5 separate regions of the Homo sapiens genome follow, and regions 1, 2, 3 and 5 are each linked to region 4. A link is a contact called in ENCODE Hi-C or POLR2A ChIA-PET data. All regions are on one chromosome and are shown on one strand. Each heading gives the region's core, a stretch centred on a gene start or an enhancer-like site at or near the end of the contact. The rest is flanking DNA. Distances are from core to core; before and after follow the strand shown. Region 1 has its middle 33 kb from the start of MIR4708. Region 2 holds the start of FUT8-AS1 (FUT8 antisense RNA 1). Region 3 overlaps CHURC1-FNTB (CHURC1-FNTB readthrough). Region 4 holds the start of ZBTB1 (zinc finger and BTB domain containing 1). Region 5 overlaps SYNE2 (spectrin repeat containing nuclear envelope protein 2).

Region 1 (3,479 bases), core at 731-3,230, 800 kb after region 4:
TTAGGAAGGATCTGTGTTTCCTCTAGAAGGTGAGGGCAGAGGAGGAAGAGAAAGGAAAGAAAAGGAAGACAAAGTGGCTCGAGAACATATCGGGAGACTGGATCCGGAACAGGGAAAAATGCCAAGGGACAGACAGACTGAGAGAATACATAATATGTATGTAGAGAGAGCTTATATCTATAGAGTGCCATATATGTGTGTGTGTGTGTGTGTGTGTGTGTGTGTGTGTGTGTGTGTGTGTGTGTGTATAAATTTAGTGTAGAGAAAGGATCTCGCTTTGTTGCCCAGACTGGTCCAAAACGCTTAACTTCAAGTGATCCACCCACCTCAGCTACCAAAGTGCTGGGATTACAGGTGTGAGCCACCACACCCAGCTAACAATATTGATTTTTTAGTATGCCTAGCAGGATATAAATCCCTCCATGCCAAGCTTGTCTAAACCGCGGCCTACGGACTGCATGTGGCCCAGGACGGCTTTGGATGTGGCCCAACACAAATTTGTATACTCTCTTAAAACATTATGAGATTTATGCACGGACCATTTTTTTTTTTTTTTTTTTTTAGTTCATCAGCTATCGTTAGTGTTAGTGTATTTTATGTGTGGCCCAAGACAATTCTTCTTCTTCCAATGTGGCCCAGGGAAGCCAAAAGATTGGATACCTCTGCTCTATGCAAAGCCTTAGGTGACTGAGTTTTTGTTGAAATTAAGGAAAGAACTGAGCTCTACAACTGGATTGACATGGCATAGGTTAGAGGCAGCGTGTGACAGGTGATGAGCCAATATTCCAGAATTTAAATAATCCTGGGGAAGTAGGAGCTCACAGCCTGGGTGATTGTATGCATAGGACGATTGTATGCATCTTCAGAAAGTTTTCAGAAATCCCAGGGGGGTAATGGACTGCCTATACCCCTGTGACGGGTATTTGAGGACATCTTACCTAAAAATTAAGGGCCAGGAAGACTCTCCAACCTCTGTTTATACCTAAAATTACATAGTATGTATGATTTTTGAATCAAGTTGTCATTTTGCATCACATTTATAAACATTTCCAATGTCATTAGAATGTCTTCACTTTTAAAGTTTAGCGCAATGTGGGTACACCTTAATTTTAATTCTATAAAATTGACTATTCTGGCTGTTTCCAGCCTTGTTTTATGTTTTGTGTTTTTTTGCAATTATAACTACCGCTATGATAAACATCTGCGCAATACATTTTTACTAGGCAGCAGCTTAACCATGCCAACGTAATCCAGACTGACCAGGATTCTCAAATTTAGTCTCCATCGAGAGACCAAATATGCAAATGGACAATGGCCAGACCATATATGAAAACTGAACTCTGATCCACAGCCTCTGTAGCGACCAGCCCAGGAAGCCAAACCACAGCCTCTATAGCAATCAGCCCCCAGTCAGGACTTGGTCAATCATTGCCAGGTTCCCTAAATTTTGGCCCTCCTTCCAACTCAGGACCAACCAGAGAAAGCCAGATATGCTCTCTACACCAATTCTATAGGGCACCCTGCTTCTCAGTAGCCTGCCTCCAGCTCTTTCATGCCAACAACCTCCTATCAGAGCACACCTGAAGCCCTCCCCTTTTTTTCTCACTCTAAAGCTTGCCTACTCCCCCGCCTGACTTTGACTATCTGCTAAAACCAAGTGCTAGTGGCTGACTCCCTCGCTATAGAGAGCTCTCCATAAATCTTCTCTGCTTGTTCTCATTCGGGTTTATGTCTACACTGAGATATGCAAAGCGTATCTCAGGTCAACCTGGTAGACACTGAACCCAAAGGACTATCACAGGCCAAACACTACATAGGAGGCTTTTCTATCATGAGCCATTGGAAAATTCCTGGCCATTTCTAGAAGGACATCTAGCAGAAAAACACCACCTCCACACGCCATGCATACCTACCAGATAGAAGGCCCTGGGCCCCATGTTGGCTTTGACCACTTCATGCCTTTGCAGTACCAGAAGCAGCAGAAGCAGAAAGCCACAGAAAATAAATCAGCTGCTGAGTTCAAATTGCTGCAGTCCATCACGCTGCCGTGTCGCCAGCTCGTGGTGCCAGGCCAATTACTACCACAAGCACTGAAGTCACTTTTCAAAACATGGTCAAACAAACTCCAGCAGGGCCAGCTAGGCGTTAAAACACTCAGACACAATTGTCAAAGCAAAGATTTATGTGCCAGTAAATAAAAGTCAGGGCTCCAGTTTAGTAATCACCTGGCCGACAGCCTGAAGGTTAACCCTTTCTGGACAGACCTGACCCACTGTCAATTCAGAGAGACAAGAATAAAGAGGGCAGAAGGGGATGGGGTGGGAGGGAGCAGGGTGGGGTCCAGTCAGACTGAAACTGGGGTGATTTTCTGTGCTGTCATTCCTAGGCCACCACAACTTTGGGGGCTGTGGGTGACTGTCAACTCAGATCATCTGTGAGGCAGGTGTGACTGTTTCCTATGTCTTCTTAAGCCTCTTAAGTTCACACAGTTACCCAGAACCATCAGGAAACGGAGATAGATTTTCTCCCACTGTGTCCAGCACTGAGGTTCCCTTAAGGTTTGCAAGTTTCTTTTTAGTATTTAACTCTTTGAAGGACACATGACAAGTAGACCCACCCTTATTTGATTAGGACTCCCTCACCAGGGGTGTTAGAAGTGCCATTGCAGATGCTTACATTCTAGGCACACAAGAAAAAATCTTAAAAGCTCCTCTCTAGCCCAGCATTCTGAGAAATGATGCTGTCTAACTTTAAATAGGCTTTTAAAGTCTATTAAGCATCATTTACAAATCCCACTGGGTTTTAATCTCTGCAAACCTTCCGAGTTGGTATCACCATTATCATTATTCCCTTCTGAGGCTCAGAGAGTTTAACTGACTTGCCCATGAGCACGAAGCTAGGAAGCGACACAGCTGGGGCTCATCTGACTCCAGAATCCAGTGGTACTTTGGGGATGGGGCTGGAGGGTTAGGGGTGGGAGGCGGGTAGGAAATCCAGCTTTCACTAGAGCTGGAGGTGTTTGCCCTAAGCTTCCTGATACAAGGGGAGGGTGGTGATTTTGAGGGTTTACAAGGCTCACAGGGAGACCCATGGCTGGAAATCACCTCTGGGTTCTCTTCAAGCCCCGGAAAGGGAGTGCCCGAATGAAACAGCTCTTCTGGTATTTTAATGGAACAAAAAGCCCGAAATACAAGGAGCTGGCTGGTTGCTGGGACGGCCCCTAACTTACTCTTTAACTGTAATGAACTGGTCATTTCCTGGATGTAAAGGAAAAGTTTAAGAAAAAAGTGACAGAGAAACCCCCTCCCAGCCCCCCAGCCCCCCAGCCCAGCCAGCTGCAGCGAGGAAAACAAATGAGCTTCTATAGATGGAATCCTTTGTTTGAATAGAGGCTAATTGTGGCTCCTCTGCTTGTAACCTGGGGTCAGGTGGCTGACACCCAAACGGTTCCCTCAAGGCAGTAACTACGAGCCCCTGGA
Region 2 (3,450 bases), core at 193-2,692, 910 kb after region 4:
ATTGAATTATTTTATTGAATGATGACACCCAAACTGAGCTAGAACATAATTCTGGCTCTGCTAGTACATCTTCTGTGTGATCTTGGACAAGTCACTCTACTTTCCTTTCAATTTTCTTTTCTCACAGGGAGATAATCATAAAAACGACTGTAAAGTACAGCACTTCATAGAGTGCTTTTTGTTTAAAGAGCTGACAATAAATACGAGTCTCAAGGTCTAGGAAAGCCTCCCTCACAACCTGAGCTGCTTGAGGACAAGGGATTTTCTTTTGAATCAGCAGTACCTTATTTGTGTATCTGTGATAGAGTTCCTGGTACATAAGAAGGTCTCAATAAATATGTGAATTTATGAATATTAGGCAGATTGCAACCTTGACAGGCCACTGCCTCTTAAATCTCCTTTCTGTGATCTTTTAATATTTAACATCTAAAAGGCCGCCGCTACTTGCTTTGGGATAAGTATCCCCGGTATGTACTTTAAAATGCCCAAGCCTAGAGAAATGATTCTTGTCTTAAGGGCACCATTTCGCTCTCCCACCGTAAAGCGCCCCAGGCTTGGGATCTGGGTCCCAAGGCTACAGGGAAGAGTTTGGAACGGGAAGCTCATCTTCCGGCCCTCTGATTGGCCGGCTCGCACTCCACTCACGCGGCGCGCAGCTCTGATTGGCCTCGGCGGCACCCCTCGTCCCGCGACTACTTTGTGTGCTGGGGCGGCGCGCTCCGGTCCTCCCGCTCAGCTGGCGGTCTGGGCTGCTCTGGGGCAGCCCTTCGGTCCACTGCTCTGCATCGCGGGCGCCGGGAATTTTCCGAGTCCGAGCGGGTAGGACGCATCCTAGGGCAAAGCCTCTCCCCTCTCCCCGTGCTGTTCTCTTTCCCGTACTAAATAAACTTCCGCCTCAGAGGGGCTGTCGCAGCCGCGGGTCGGGAGAGGCCGGGCATCGAACTCAGGCCCTCGTGGGGGGGGTCTTTCTCTTCGAGTGAATGTGGAAACAGCTCTTACAAGATAAAGTAGGGCTTCGCTGAGTCTCCTGGGGGAGCGATGCCATTGTAGGATCGCGCTGGAAGCAGCAGTCAAGCGGCCAAATGCGGGCTGCAGGGGCTGAGCAGCAGCAGCGCGCACCCCTAAAAGTAGCAAGGAGCCAGCTTCAAAACCTCTAGTGCGGGTGCCCCCTAGGGCCGCCGACTGAGCTGGCACGGGCCGGTCCATTCCCGGCGCTGTAGGGAGCACAGCATTCTCTGGAGGCGAGTCTCCTCCCGGGATCCAGGATCCGCTCGCGCCCCGCTCAGCCTCCGGCCTTCAGGCGGTAGAGGGCGGCCTACGCCTGTGTGCGAGCCGGAGCCGGCGTGCGCAGCCGCTGCCCTGCTGGAACTGTGCCGTCCCGCTGTGGCCCGCGGCTCTGCTAGGCGGTGGATGCTGCTGCTACGCTCTCCACCGGCGCAGCGAGGAAGGGGGCGGGGAGAATCCCTGGCACATGCCAGGGTCGCCGTAGGTGGCAGCGGCCGGCGCATGCGCGCCCTCTCCCAGAAGCCAGGAACGCCGAGGGGCGCGCTCCCCCATTCGCGCGCGCACGCCGGCGCTGGCCGAGGCTTCCCCGCCTGCGCTCGTTGTCAGAGCCGCTCCGGCGCGTGCGCGCGTTATCTCCGGCCGACCCGAGCAGCCGGTTCCCTCCTCTCCAGGCCCCCTCCCCATCCCACCCCCGCCGCCTGGCCCCAGCCGACCCGTCCCTTCGTCTCCCCGCGGAATGGGGCCGGCACTGCTCAGGGTCGCGCGCCCTGGACCCAGCTCGCTCTCGGTCTCGCGCTGTCAGCGACTGCCCGGCTCGCGCCGCCTCGCGCTCTGCCTCAGTCAGTGGCGCCGAAGGCTCCGTTAAGCGGCGGCGGCGGTTCCTGTTTCCGTTTCTTCCTCTCCGTTCGGTCGGGAGTAGCATCCTCCACTCAGCCACCCTTCCCACTCCCCCATCGTGGGGCAGCTGCGGCTGAGGGCTGTGGCTTTGGCAGCTGCGACGGGGAGCGGCGGAGACCGCCTCTGCTCCCGCCTGGGGTAAGGGGGCGTTTTGGGAGCCGGGCCCCGCGCGCCTCGGGGTCTTGGGCTGGGCTGCGCGCGGGATCTGAGGAGGCTCCGCGGCTGTCCCTGCTCGTTCACCCGGGCCTGTTGCTGCAACTGCTGCCGGTTAACCAGCGGCTCTCGGAAAAGTGGGGAGGGAGCCCCCGGGACGCTCTGGCGGATGCCTTGGCGCAGCCCCGGGGGCGCGGGCAGAGGGTGAGGGGCGCCCGCCTCTCCAGCCGGGACGCGGAGCTGCGCCGCTGCTGCCCTCGGCGTCGCGCATCCTTGCCTAGGGCAGGGGCCAAAGCCTAGGGAAGGAGAAGGGTTGGGGGCGGGGGTGGGAGGTGTCCGTCGTTTCCCCTCCACACCTACCTTCCCTTCGTCAGCAGCTCGGTCCCTGGAGTCGCGGTTTGTGGGGAGGAAGATGCCCGTGCGTTATGGGCTCTTTCTGAGTGCTGCTCGGGCTAGAAAGCAGGGAGTGGACCCTCACAAAGATCCGCGAGGGACTGATGCAGGGCAGTTAAAGGCTTGAGTGCAGCTGTACTCCCTTTTGATGTGCAAATGACGAGCTGGCGGCTTTTGAGTATCAACTTATTTGGGAAGGTTAAATGAGTCCATATTTATCAGTTCTAGGAGGTTTGTCCTGCAGGATTGAGTGGGTTGTCGGGTGCAGCACCTGTTCTTTCTTCACAGTGGGGATTGCAATCTTCAGAGACGCAGTGTATTTCTTAAGTGGCAGTGTCATGCTTAGGGTTTGTCCCGGATGAGCTTTTATTTTAGCATTTTGCCATATAATATATAGATTGAGGCCTTGGTTAAAGGCACGGACAGGTGGTGTTTTTTTCCTTCCTATGTTTTAATTATTCACAGTTTATTTAAACCCACTCAGGAAGGTGGACCCAGAAAAGCCAAATTCTGTAGTACATAACCCCAAATTTCAAGGTTTTGCGGAACAAATTCAACACAAGTTTTGTGTCAGTTTAGAGTTAAACGCATCTCAAGTAACTGACTTAACTGGCTTGCCTCTATGAAAACTGTAGGCAGGTTTCATTATAGATTTTTTTTTTCTTGTTATTCCGGCGGTTAGGTGCATGTTTATTTTCTTGATTAAATTTACATTCTATGTTTTATGACTAATTCTTTAAATAGGTGCATCATATAGAAAGTATTTTAGGAGAGAAATTATTATTTAAGCACTACAGTATATCAGATATATGAGAAATAATGGAGTTGTAGTCTCTGCTCTTTAAAATAACTGTAAAAACATCTTAAAACCCTATGCCAAATAATAAGGCCCTGTACCTTGCTGTCCTTGTGAAATCTGGTATGTGTATAGAAAATCTTAATTACTTGATTTGTAAATACTACAGTAGTATTGAAAAGGTGGGAATTCAAGCATTTGTAATT
Region 3 (3,631 bases), core at 1,087-3,586, 530 kb after region 4:
TAAATACTTAAAATGTCTTCTTTTTTCCAAACTTTCTTTAATGTTATATTATATTTTAGATTGGCAAAGATAAAAAACTTTGGTAAACAATATTAGTGAGAGCCTGAATTGATTTAACCAGTTTTTAGAGCAATTTGACAGTATGTCAAAGGTGCCCTTGCGTAGGACCCAGTAATTCCACTCCCACAGAAACCCTTGCACACACGAATGGGAGAGAGGAGCACAGGACTTGTTTATAAGAGCCAAAAGCTGAAAGCAGATTCAGTGCTCATAAGCACGAGATGGGTAAGTGTGGTATAGTTGCATCGGAATATAATGTAGCAGTGAAAATGAATGAACTAGAGTTACATGTATCAATATGGAAAAATCTCTATGTTGAGTTGAAAGAATGAAAAGAAAAAAATACAAAAAAACCATACAGATTAGCACATTTACTTAAAATTTGAAACATGCAAGAGAATTCTGTATTGTTTCTGAGAAGAATCATGTGGTAATAATATAAAAACATGTATACGAAAGATAAACACCAAATTTAGCATAGTGATTCCCGCTGAGGGGAGAGCAAAGGAAATGAGATAAGTCTGCATAGGAGACTTCAGCTGTAATAGTTAACAACAACAAAGACCTGAAGTGTATATGGCTAATTCTAAGCTAGGTCTTAGATACGTGTATGTTCTATATTTTGTTTGCTGTACTTTCCTGGATGCTCCAAATATTTCATAGTTTAAAAAAAGCAGGCCAGGTGCGGTGGCTCACGCCTGTAATTCCAGCACTTTGGGAGGCCAGGGCAAGCGGATCATGAGGTCAGGAAATCGAGACCATCCTGGCTAACATGGTGACACCCCGTCTCTACTAAAAATACAAAAAATTAGCTGGGCATGGTGGCGGGCGCCTGTAGTCCCAGCTACTCGGGAAGCTGAGGCAGGAGAATGGAGTGAACCCAGGAGGCGGAGCTTGCAGTGAGCCGAGATCACGCCACTGCACTCCAGCCTGGGCGACAGGGCGAGACTCCATCTCAAAAAAAGAAGCAAAAGGTATAGTAGACACATATATACTATGATGGAATGATAGCCAAGCTGAGATACTGTTTTAGTTAAAAAAATTTTATTTTTATCAAAGTAGTATGTATTACCATATAAATATAATTTACAGTGATACCAGATGATATGCTGAGATCATGTTTACTTTTTTGTATGAGTTTCATTTTCCTGGAGTTAATGGATATATCATGAATGTACTTATGAATTCCTTCCCAAATTGTCTGTCAGAGCTATAAAAAATTACTCTAAACATAGTCAAACCCTTCAGGTAACCTGTCTCTGTGCACACGTGCGTTTTGAGTTGCCCCTTCTGGAGCCCTCTGCCCTCCTGCTTCAGTCTGGACAGATTGCTCTCAGCTTGCTACACAGCAGGCATCCCGAAGCTTCCTTTCAGCATGAAATTCACTTCATTTCTCTCCTTCGTTGAAGTCCCTGTCCTCCTTTTTCTTGGTTTTCTTATTTTCATGAAGTATTGTACTCCAACAGATCCCAAAAAAGGGTACCTGGGAGATACATTTTTAATATCTTGCATGTATCTGTGTTCTAATCTCACACTTAATTATTTGGTTAGAGATTTCTAACTTGGCAATGGTATAAACTGTAGTCTTTCTGAATTTTGTAAGCATTGCTTCATTATCTTCTGGCTTCCAATGTCATTGTTAATAAGGCTGATAATAGTAACCAGAGTTCATTGAGGACTGTCATGCTCAATGGTAAGGCAGCTATAGTTGAGAGCTGGAGAGTAGGCACTGCCTGTGTTTGGTTCTCTTTTATATTTTGTGTTTCTCAGCTGAGATTTTCCATCTTTTTATTCTTTATGAGTGCATTTTTCTTCATTTTGCTGTGGTAAGTATGGAATTATAATGTCTGCTTTAAATTGCTTGTCTGGGAATTTCCACATCTGTGTGTCCTGGAGTTGGCATGTCAGCTCCATGAGTCTTCCTGTGCTGAGTGATGTTGTGTTGTGTCCTAGACATTGTGATATGATGGTGGAGGTGTCATACAACAGAACGGTATGGATTCTGTTGGTTTGCCCCAAAAGGGGTTGATGTTTTCAGTTTAGCAGGCAGTCAACTTGGTCAGACTCAAGCTACAAACTGTCACTCATGCAGCAGCTCAGAGCTCAGTTCTTGCTTAGAAGTTGCTTTGTTTCCCCAGCACGTATGTGGAAACTTGAACTGAGTTTAAATGCAGAATTTGGGATTTTTCTTCTTTGACTTTCCTGTTTCTGGATTCGTCCTCAGTTTCTGGCAGCCTGCATCTTCCTGCCAGAAGGATGGTTGGCTTCCCATTAGAGTGTTGGCTGCCCGCCCTGACCCCTGACCCCTGGCCTGCTGCTGCCGCCCTGGGCTATGGCTGCCATCCTGAGGGCAAACCAGAGAGAAAAAGTTGTGGGGGAAGGGAGGGACTAACTGCATGCTGTTCTCTGTTCCAAGTTTCAAACTCCACCAAAATCTGCCTGCCCTTTTTCAGTCAGCTGAACCCTCAGGAAGCTGTTTTTTTGTATTTTGTTCAGTGTACAGCTGTCATTTGCAGGGGGGTTGACTGGTTAGGCACAGACTAGATACGGAACTCAGACAGCCTGGGTTTGAATCCCAGTTTTGCCCTTTCTTTCCTCTTCTCTTCCTTCTTTCTTCCTCTGTCTTTCAATTCTCTCTTTCTTTTTTTGAGACCGAGTCTTGCTCTGTTGCACGAGCTGGAGTGTAGTGGTGTGATCACAGCTCGCTGCAGCCACCACCTCCTGGGCTCAAGCAATCCTCCCATCTCAACCTCCTAAGTAGCTGGGACAACAAGCGCGTGCCACCATAACCAGCTAATGTTTAAAAAAAAAATTTGTAGAGATGGGATCTGTCTGTGTTGTCCAGGTGGGGCTTGAACTCCTGGGCTCAGGCTATCCACCCACCTTGACCTACCAAAGTTCAAGGATTACAGGCATGAGCCACTGCGCCCAGCTTTTTTTTTTTTTCTTTGAAGACACGGTCTTGCTTGTTGCCCTGGCTGGATTGCAGTGATATGATCACGGCTCACTGCAGCCTTGACCTCCTGGGCTCAAGCAGTCTTCCCACCTCAGCCTCCTGAGTAGCAGAGACCACAGGTGTGCACCACAACACCTAGCTAATTTTTAAAATGTCTTGTAAAGACAGAGTCTCACTGTGTTGCCCAGGCTGGTCTTGAACTCCTGGTTTCAAGCAATCTTCCTGCCTCAGCCCCACAAAGTGTTGGAATTACAGGTGTGAGCCACGATGGCCAGCCTGCCATTTCTAATTAGCTTTGTGCTTGGACAAGTTATTCCACTGCTCTGTGTCATAGTTTCCTTATATGTCAAGTGGTGGGATACTGAATTTAATTAATTTAATTTAATTTATTTATTTTTTGAAAGAGGGTCTCACTTCGTCACCCAGGCTGGAGTGCAGTGGCGTGATCTTGGCTCACTGCAGCCTTGACCTCCTGGGTTCAAGTGATCCTCCTGCTTCAGCTTTCCAAGTAGCCAGGACTGCAGGTGTATGCCACCACACCTGGCTAATTTTTGTGTTTTTAGTAGAGACGGGGTTTTCCCATGTTGCCCAGGCTGGTCTTAAACCCCTGAGCTT
Region 4 (3,812 bases), core at 303-2,802:
GGTAATCACAAGCTGGGAGTGGAAACAGTAGCCGCAGCGTCCTCCCAGCATCTGGAAAGTCGCCCGCTCGTAAGAGGGGTCGGCGCTACCCGAGGGAGGCCGCAGGCCTACTGGGGTTTCCTGCTGGGGGTCGCACCCGGACCCGCGGCCGGGACGGCTCTGCACCTTCGCGGCACCCCGTGTGCCACCCTGAATCAGGCCCCGGCAGCCGCTCCTACGAGCAGCAAAGGGTGGTTCTGGGTATTGTCGGCCCAGCGCTCACTCGCGGATGTATTTTCCTCCTGTGCCCTGCCTGACATCTCAATCGGACCAAAAACACCCCTCTCCCCAGCTACTTGCATCTGTCCCGCGACTGGTGCAGCTGCAGGCCGCCGCCCTGGGTGGCTCGCGGCAGGAGGGACTGAGCCCGGGGCAGCCCACAGGGGCAGGACCGCGTCGCTTACCCAGATGCCGCCGCGGCGGCAGGCCGACTCCTCCGTGCAGGAGGGGCGGGCTCCCAAGCCGCGCACTGCAAGCAGTGGCGCCGGCTCACGCACCCCTCGGCCGCCTCTCGCGCGGCTTCCCGCGCCGGCAGCCCGCGATGGCCCCACGTGACCGCGTGTCTGGTAGCAGGGGAAAGAGGGGCGCCAGGGCCGGGGTGTGCGTGCGTGCGTGCGTGCGTACGTGCGCGCCCTCCCGCCCGCCCGCCTCAGTGGCCGGGCGGGGGTCGGCCCGCGCTCTGAGTGCCGCCGCCACAGTTCGCAGTTGTGACTCTGTAGGCGGAAGCATAGGGACAAGCCTGAGCGTCACAGGCTCCCCACAAACAACCGCGTGACCCGGGGACTTTCCCCAGGGTGTGCAAAAGCACAGGCACCCCCTCAGTTCTGGGGTGAAGGTGGGGGTGGGGAAGGATGCGCCCGCGTGTTCGCTGGGGAAGGGATGAGGGCGCGGGGCCAGGGAGGCCGAGCCGCGGGAGCCTGGGTGGAGAGGCGGACTGGGCGAGGTGGGGCATGGCGGGGGAAGTGACTCAGGGCCAGAGGCAGCAGGCCCACGGAAGGTGGGGTCGGGGGGGCGCGGGGACTGGGCGACCCTGAACCGACGGGGCAGGGCGAGGTTGCCGGAGCACTCGAGGCGGACCGCGAGTGACGGCCCAGCTGCTGGGCCCAACGGGCAGGGGTCTGACATCTGGACGGAGTGGGAAAGCAGCCTCGCATCCTGCCCTGGGGAGTCGGGAGGAGCCCAGTTCCATCCAGCTGTGCAAACAGGAGGAGGAGGAGGTCCCAAGCCTACCCTTGAGAGGGGCAAGAGGGGTGGTCAAGCCGCCGCCGCCGCGACGGCCCCCGCGGTGCGGGTTGCGCCAGCCTCCTCGGAGCTCGACGCAGAAACTTGTTGCAACAAACAGGCGACCGCGGGTGCCCCTAGCAGCCAGCGGCAGAGTGGGTGGGCGGGCGAGAGGGAGGGGAAGGCTGGCGGACGCCGCAGCGAACTGGTGGGCAGACCCGGAGTCGCCGCGTAAGCGGGGCCGGCTCAGTGCGGTGCGGCAGGCGCGGCTGTGCGGCAGCGGAAGTCCTTTGTTGCAGCACAGTCCCTGGCAGAGCCAGAGCCTCTCCGCGCAGCCCAGCCCGAGCGCCGAGCGCCGCGCGCCGCCGCCACTGCAGCTCGCGGCCCCTTCGCCTTCGCCCGCCTTTCCCGCGGCTGATTTGCCTTAAACTCCCTAAAATCTCCGCAGCTCTGGTTCCTGTTGCGGCCGGTAAGTATTTGCCAGTTGTGGGGCTATTTGCGCAACTTTGGCCCAGGCCGGAGGGCGACGGGCCGCGGGCCTGGCGGAGTGCGGGGCCGGAGGGGCGCCGATCCGTGCGGGGAGCCGGAGCGCGGCGGACGCGCTGCGAGGACCCGGTGACGGGCGGCTGCCAGGCCGCCTGCTTGTTGCCGGCGCGTCAGGTCCCGGGCGTGCGGCCTCCCTGAGTCGGAGGCGAAGCCCCTACGGAGACTAGTTCCCAAATTAGTTACCTTCTTTTCTTTCTTTCTCTGCCTTTATTTTTTTCGAGGGGGGAGGGGAGGTGTAGACGGGAGGCGGGAGAACCCGGTTGATTGACGTGCCTAGAGCCCGCTTCTCTCAACTTACAGCTGCGGCTCGGCGGCGGGTGGGAGGGGAAGTGTCCCGGAGCCCGAGGCTGCAGACTTGGGCGCGCTCCGAGGGAGGAGGCGTAAGATCCGTGCAAATTCTTGTTACGCTGTTTCCCACCCCCTCTCGCCGGCACACACGCTTTTTGTTCAGTAAAAAGTGGAAGGTCTGAGTTTGGGAATTTTAAGTGGAAAAGATCTGTTTCTTGGGAAGGGAGTGCTTTCGCTTGCAGCGGTGGGCGCTTACTAGAAGTTCGGTAAATGTGTTGGATGCAGATCGGGAGTCGTTACTACTAAAGTATGTAGGCAGGGTCTGAGCTCAGCCACCCCACCCAGTCTCCCTTTCTACCTAAGCAACGCGTGTACATGATCTGAAGGGTTGACATGACATTTTCTAAATTGGGCGAATCAGGAAGAGGTTGATGAAAATCCTTGACGTTTTCTGGGGATAGGACATTTGTGTGTGATAACGTTCTTAAGTCGAATTTCAGTGTGGCAGTGCACGCAGATTCTTCATTGGTGTTAGTGTATTTCCATACGGTATGTATCAGTACAAGAAATAGTGTTCCCTTTGACACTCGAACCCAAGGAGTGGTCCGAGGCTTTTTGAGGCAACGTAGGATCAATGTCTCTGAAGCAGATTTGGTGAAGGATGCAGGTCTCATAATTTACAGAGCAATCACAGCCTTCTTTGAAACGGAGAAATTAGATTCTATGAAATTTTGTCAGTGCAGATAGATATGATGTGGAGAAACGGGGAAAATTGAGTACAAAAAGATGAGGCTTGAATGATGGCTGGCCAACATTTGCTCAGAACCTCAAAACTTTGCTTTTGAATCACTTGCTGGATATCTAATAAAGTCTCAATAATAACTGGATGACTTTGGGAGCTAGAAAGGGGGTTCCTCCTCTTAAAGAAACAGGAAACTGGGCCGGGCGCAGTGGCTCACGCCTGTAATCCCAACACTTTGGGAGGCCGAGGCGGGTGGATCACCCGAGGTCAGGAGTTCGAGACCAGCCTGGCCAACATGGCGAAACCCCATCTCTACTAAAAGTACAAAAATTAGCCTGGCGTGGTGGCGGGCGCCTGTAATCCCAGCTACTCAGGAGGCTGAGGCAGGAGAATCGCTTGAACCTGGGAGGCGGAGGTTGCAGTGAGCCGAAATGGCGCCACTGCACTCCAGCCTGGGCAACAAGAGCGAGACTCTGTCTCAAAAAAACAAACAACAACAACAACAAAAACAGGAAACTGAAGCATAGTAGAGGTGAAATGCTTTTCCAAAGGTTAATAAACATAACGTCTACAGTAGAGTCTTCAGTTAACCTCTTACATTCGTTTTATGAGCAAGCAGGCTTTCTCCATTAATACCACATTTTCATGGTATTGAATAACTCAGGTTGAACAGTCTTTCCTGAAGCCTTTCTATTCTTCCCACTCCTAATACGATGGCCTACTTTTTTGGGGTTTTTGTGGGGAAGGGACTGGTGTATCATTGTCAGAGAAAAGAGAAACCATATTTAACCAGGGCCTTAGCAGGGCATGAGCACAGTCACAGCCACTTGCTCTTGACCTTGTGCTTTGATTTCAGTTTAACACTTCTAAATTTTTGTACTGCTTCCTCATTCTCCTCTTTTGCCAGGCTCTGGGGAAGATATAGTTCATCGACCTTTTTAAGAGTATCTCGTTTTCTTTGTAGCATCATTTCCCT
Region 5 (3,344 bases), core at 296-2,795, 610 kb before region 4:
TTCAGGCTTTCTATGGGACTCCGGCTATTGGTGATACACGTTTAGTTCAAGAGTGATGGGACATAAATCTGGCAGAAATGATAGTAGGTCACAAAGTCATTCCTGTGTTTTCCGTAGGGATGCTTTAGCATGTTGTCTACAAATTAGGCCTCTTCCTAGAGCTTACAGCTGGGATCTAGCTGTCTTCAAGTGATATGGCATTGAGAAATATTAAGATAATCTCATTTATTGAAAGCACATAAATTTCCATTTTCTTTTCTTTTTTTTTTTTTTGAGATGAAGTCTCTCTCTGTTGCCTAGGTGGTGTGCAGTGGCATGATCTTGGCTCACTGCAACCTCCGCCTCCTGGGTTCAAGTGATTCTCCTGCCTCAGCCTCCAGAGTAGCTGGGACTACAGGCGCCCGCCACCACCCCTGGCTAATTTTTTTTTTTTTATTTTTAGTAGAGACAGGGTTTCACCATATTGGCCAGGCTGGTCTTGAACTCCTGACCTTGTGATCTGCCTGCCTTGGCCTCCCAAAGTGCTGGGATTACAGGCGTGAGCCACTGCACCTGGCCAAATTTCCATTTTCTACTACCAATTTTTTCTTTCTCACCAATGAATAACAATTTACATTTGTGGCCCAGGAAGGGTGGTTCACACCTGTAATCCTAGCACTTTGGAGGCCAAAGTGCATGGGTCACTTAAGCCTGGGAGTTTGAGACCAGCCTGGGCAACATGGCAAGATCCTGTCTCTATCAAAAAAAAAAAAAAAAAAAAATTCAGAAATTAGCTGGGCAGGTGGTGTGTGCCTATTGTCCCAGGTACTCAAGAGGCTGAGGTGGGAGGATGGCTTGAGTCCAGGAGGCAAAGGTGGCAGTGAGTTGAAATTGTGCACTGTACTCCAGCCTGGGTGACAGAGTGAGACCCTGTCTCCAAATCTCCAAAAAAAAAAAAAAAAAAAACCTAGAAAAAATTTACATTTTTGTAATTTCATTACAAAATTTCATTACAATTTTGTAATTTCAACATGCTACATACTAAATGAGATAATCATCTTGTCCTTACAGAAAGTCTGTGACTTAATTTATTTATATCCTCTCTTATTCCAGGGAAAAGTTTGAAGCACTTTATAGAGAAACATAAAATTCTATAGAAGAAAAAATAGATGAGGACATTGGAATGAAGGAAAAATAGGGATAGGTGGATGTAGACAGTGGTAAAGCAACTTATTTTCTATAAAGTCATTTGTAGTTGCTAGAGATCGGCTGTAGCAGCCAAAAAAGGGAGGGAAACCTTGTTTATAAAAATAACATGTTCATTAAATTAAAAGAATAGATGCCTAGGATCACAGTTTTTCTTGGTACTGAGACCTGAGAGAATTTTCCATAGCATGTTCTCATAAAAGGAACACTGGTTTATGGGCTGTGTACTCCCGAACTCCTGTAGAAAGAGTACAATGGTAGGTTTCTCTTGACTTTTTCCTATCATATCCTGCATAGTAAGGCTTGTGGGATCACACTGAAATACATTTTAATAAAAGCAGTTCTCTGAAGGGGTAGAACAATGCAGTTCAGGTTCATGGCTCCCTGGCAGCTGGACAGGATCCAAAGACAACATCCAGGAATGGGTGGACTCTGTTTCAGGCATTCCTCTATGAATATTGTTTCTTGTAATCCAGTGTTTGTAAATGCGTGGCGGAGAACTTTGGGTTAGATTCCTTGGCAGGAATCTGAAAGTCTGAATGTTGGCCTGGACAAAATCATTACCCTCATTTAACAGATGAAGAAACAGGACCTTGGAGAAGCTGATGATTGCCCAAGGCCGAGTGGTCAGTGGAGAAGCTGGGACTACAGCCGAGTTCTCCTGACTCTAAGTCTAGTGCTCTTTCAGCCATTTCCTCTCATTTCTCTAACTTACATAGAATTCTGTTAAAATTTTAAAGAGTTAATAATGACTATTTTAAACATTGATAATGGACTCCCTACTTAGATGTTTAACTAAGTAAACTATATAGCTGAAGTCTGTCCTCCCAGTCCTTTGCCCTCCACTCTGTGAAGTGGTGGGTATCCTGCCTTAGCATGTTTTTGTTCTTTTACTGTATATGTGTTCATGCGTGTGTTTAAAATGTATATAAATGGCCTGGCGCAGTGGCTCACACCTGTAATTCCAGCACTTTGGGAGGCCAAGGCAGGCAGATCACCTGTCATCAGGAGTTTGAGACCAGCCTGGCCAACATGGTGAAACCTTGTCTCTACCAAAAAATACAAAATTTAGCCAGGCATGGTGGTGCATACCTGTAATTTCAGCTACTTGGGAGGCTGAGGCAGGAGAATTGCTTGAACCCGGGAGGTGGAGATTGCAGTGAGCTGAGCTTGTGCCACTGCACTCCAGCCTGGGCGACAGAGTGAGACCCTATCTCTAAATAAATAAATAAATAAATAAATAAATTTACATAAAGGACATATGACTTCATAGCATGTCTATCCTTTGTGCTGGCTCGTTTCCCCACCTTTGTAGTTCTGATATCTATCCATGCTGATATTGGCTGTTCATTCATTTTAGCTGTGAATAGTCTTCACTTCTGCATGAATCAGCGACAGTTTATCTGTTTCTCTGCTGACAGTATTAGATTATTTCCACTTTTTTCCTTACAAACAGTTCTACCCTGATTATTCTTGAATGTGTCTCCTTGTGTATACATGCACTTTTACAGGATTTTTTAGTTGGCAGAAATGAGCATCAGGCAGATGTGAGAACATCTTTGCTGAGCCCTCCTGGGCCAACCTTGGACCCAGCATGCCATTTGGGTTCATTCGCAGCCGGTGCTGTTCTGGCCTCAGTGGGCCTTCAGCTGCCCTCACAATCCTTGTATGCTTCTTTGGTTGGTTGGTTTGTGTTCTTAACTGGCCTGTTCCAAGCATTGTTTATTCCTCAAGGACCCCACACCACCCATGCTCCCCCTGCTCCTGCTCCCAGGAGATGACCTCAGCTCTTATTTTCCTGAGAAAAATGAAGTCAGATGATGAGAGCTCCGTTCATTCTTCTCTACTTCAAAATTTCTCAGCATTCCTACCCAGAGGAACAGCGAGCATGTTTTGCAAACCACAAATTCTTCATGGAATGCATGGAGGAATACATTTTTTAAAAAAGTTTCTGAGATCCCAAATTGGAACTTTGTCTTATCATGAGCTGCTTTATGTTCAAAGCCACTCATTGAAATCTCTCTGAACACAGCCGCCAGCTCTTCTAGTGTATTTCCTAATGTATGCAAACCGTAATCATTCTTCAGCCTCACTGAGACAGCAGTCTGTACACTCTCTCATTTCATGGGTTCACTCCTGCCTGTAGTCACATCCCTCCT

What was found. A loop is a pair of places that touch in the nucleus more often than their neighbours do. ChIA-PET counts read pairs that join two places held with the same protein, here RNA polymerase II (POLR2A). Pooled maps may share reads with other maps.
Region 1: a loop to region 4 is called in a pooled map, with 5 times the contacts of the local background. The contact joins the enhancer-like site here to the promoter of ZBTB1 in region 4. A Hi-C loop is called at or near these places in 2 of 37 single-sample maps with no recorded cell type and 6 of 50 pooled maps. POLR2A ChIA-PET finds 5 or more read pairs at or near these places in 3 of 52 experiments (HepG2, OCI-LY7 and PC-9).
Region 2: a loop to region 4 is called in a map of B cell, with 9 times the contacts of the local background. The contact joins the promoter of FUT8-AS1 here to the promoter of ZBTB1 in region 4. A Hi-C loop is called at or near these places in 1 of 168 maps with a recorded cell type or tissue (B cell) and 10 of 50 pooled maps. POLR2A ChIA-PET finds 5 or more read pairs at or near these places in 1 of 52 experiments (CD4-positive, alpha-beta memory T cell).
Region 3: a loop to region 4 is called in a map of gastrocnemius medialis, with 7 times the contacts of the local background. The contact joins the enhancer-like site here to the promoter of ZBTB1 in region 4. A Hi-C loop is called at or near these places in 1 of 168 maps with a recorded cell type or tissue (gastrocnemius medialis). POLR2A ChIA-PET finds 5 or more read pairs at or near these places in 1 of 52 experiments (K562).
Region 5: a pooled map shows a loop between it and region 4 (1.9-fold over the local background). The contact joins the enhancer-like site here to the promoter of ZBTB1 in region 4. A Hi-C loop is called at or near these places in 2 of 50 pooled maps. POLR2A ChIA-PET finds 5 or more read pairs at or near these places in 4 of 52 experiments (CD4-positive, alpha-beta T cell, HepG2, OCI-LY7 and 1 more).

The regions. Positions count from the first base shown.
Region 1 is chr14:65,300,616-65,304,094 of GRCh38, forward strand. No RefSeq gene overlaps it. Among named protein-coding and RNA genes, the nearest start is that of MIR4708, 33 kb to the right of the region's middle. RefSeq lists enhancers at 1,667-1,766, 1,787-1,856 and a silencer at 2,337-2,436. Within about 2 kb of position 1,981, at least 10 of the 41 ENCODE cell types and tissues checked have a DNase peak (open chromatin) inside an H3K27ac peak, as active enhancers do; they include OCI-LY7 and PC-9, where a contact is called at or near this core.
Region 2 is chr14:65,411,175-65,414,624 of GRCh38, forward strand. It overlaps FUT8-AS1 (FUT8 antisense RNA 1), which reads right to left and starts at 1,443. Exons shown (of 1, transcript NR_024334.1): 1 at 1-1,443. FUT8 (fucosyltransferase 8) reads left to right here and starts at 1,556. Exons shown (of 11, transcript NM_001371533.1): 1 at 1,556-2,040. RefSeq lists enhancers at 735-1,054, 2,297-2,861 and silencers at 1,595-1,754, 2,055-2,174, 2,185-2,374.
Region 3 is chr14:65,032,840-65,036,470 of GRCh38, forward strand. The region is part of intron 9 of CHURC1-FNTB (CHURC1-FNTB readthrough); the gene reads left to right. The region is part of intron 7 of FNTB (farnesyltransferase, CAAX box, subunit beta); the gene reads left to right. It also overlaps a transcript of MAX not described here. Among named protein-coding and RNA genes, the nearest start is that of MIR4706, 10 kb to the right of the region's middle. Within about 2 kb of position 2,337, at least 9 of the 41 ENCODE cell types and tissues checked have a DNase peak (open chromatin) inside an H3K27ac peak, as active enhancers do.
Region 4 is chr14:64,503,218-64,507,029 of GRCh38, forward strand. ZBTB1 (zinc finger and BTB domain containing 1) reads left to right here and starts at 1,553. Exons shown (of 2, transcript NM_001123329.2): 1 at 1,553-1,729. It overlaps ZBTB25 (zinc finger and BTB domain containing 25), which reads right to left and starts at 621. Exons shown (of 3, transcript NM_006977.5): 1 at 444-621. RefSeq lists enhancers at 1-32, 803-892, 993-1,663 and silencers at 353-782, 1,383-1,642, 1,753-1,862.
Region 5 is chr14:63,894,851-63,898,194 of GRCh38, forward strand. The region is part of intron 1 of SYNE2 (spectrin repeat containing nuclear envelope protein 2); the gene reads left to right. Among named protein-coding and RNA genes, the nearest start is that of SYNE2, 44 kb to the left of the region's middle. Within about 2 kb of position 1,546, at least 21 of the 41 ENCODE cell types and tissues checked have a DNase peak (open chromatin) inside an H3K27ac peak, as active enhancers do.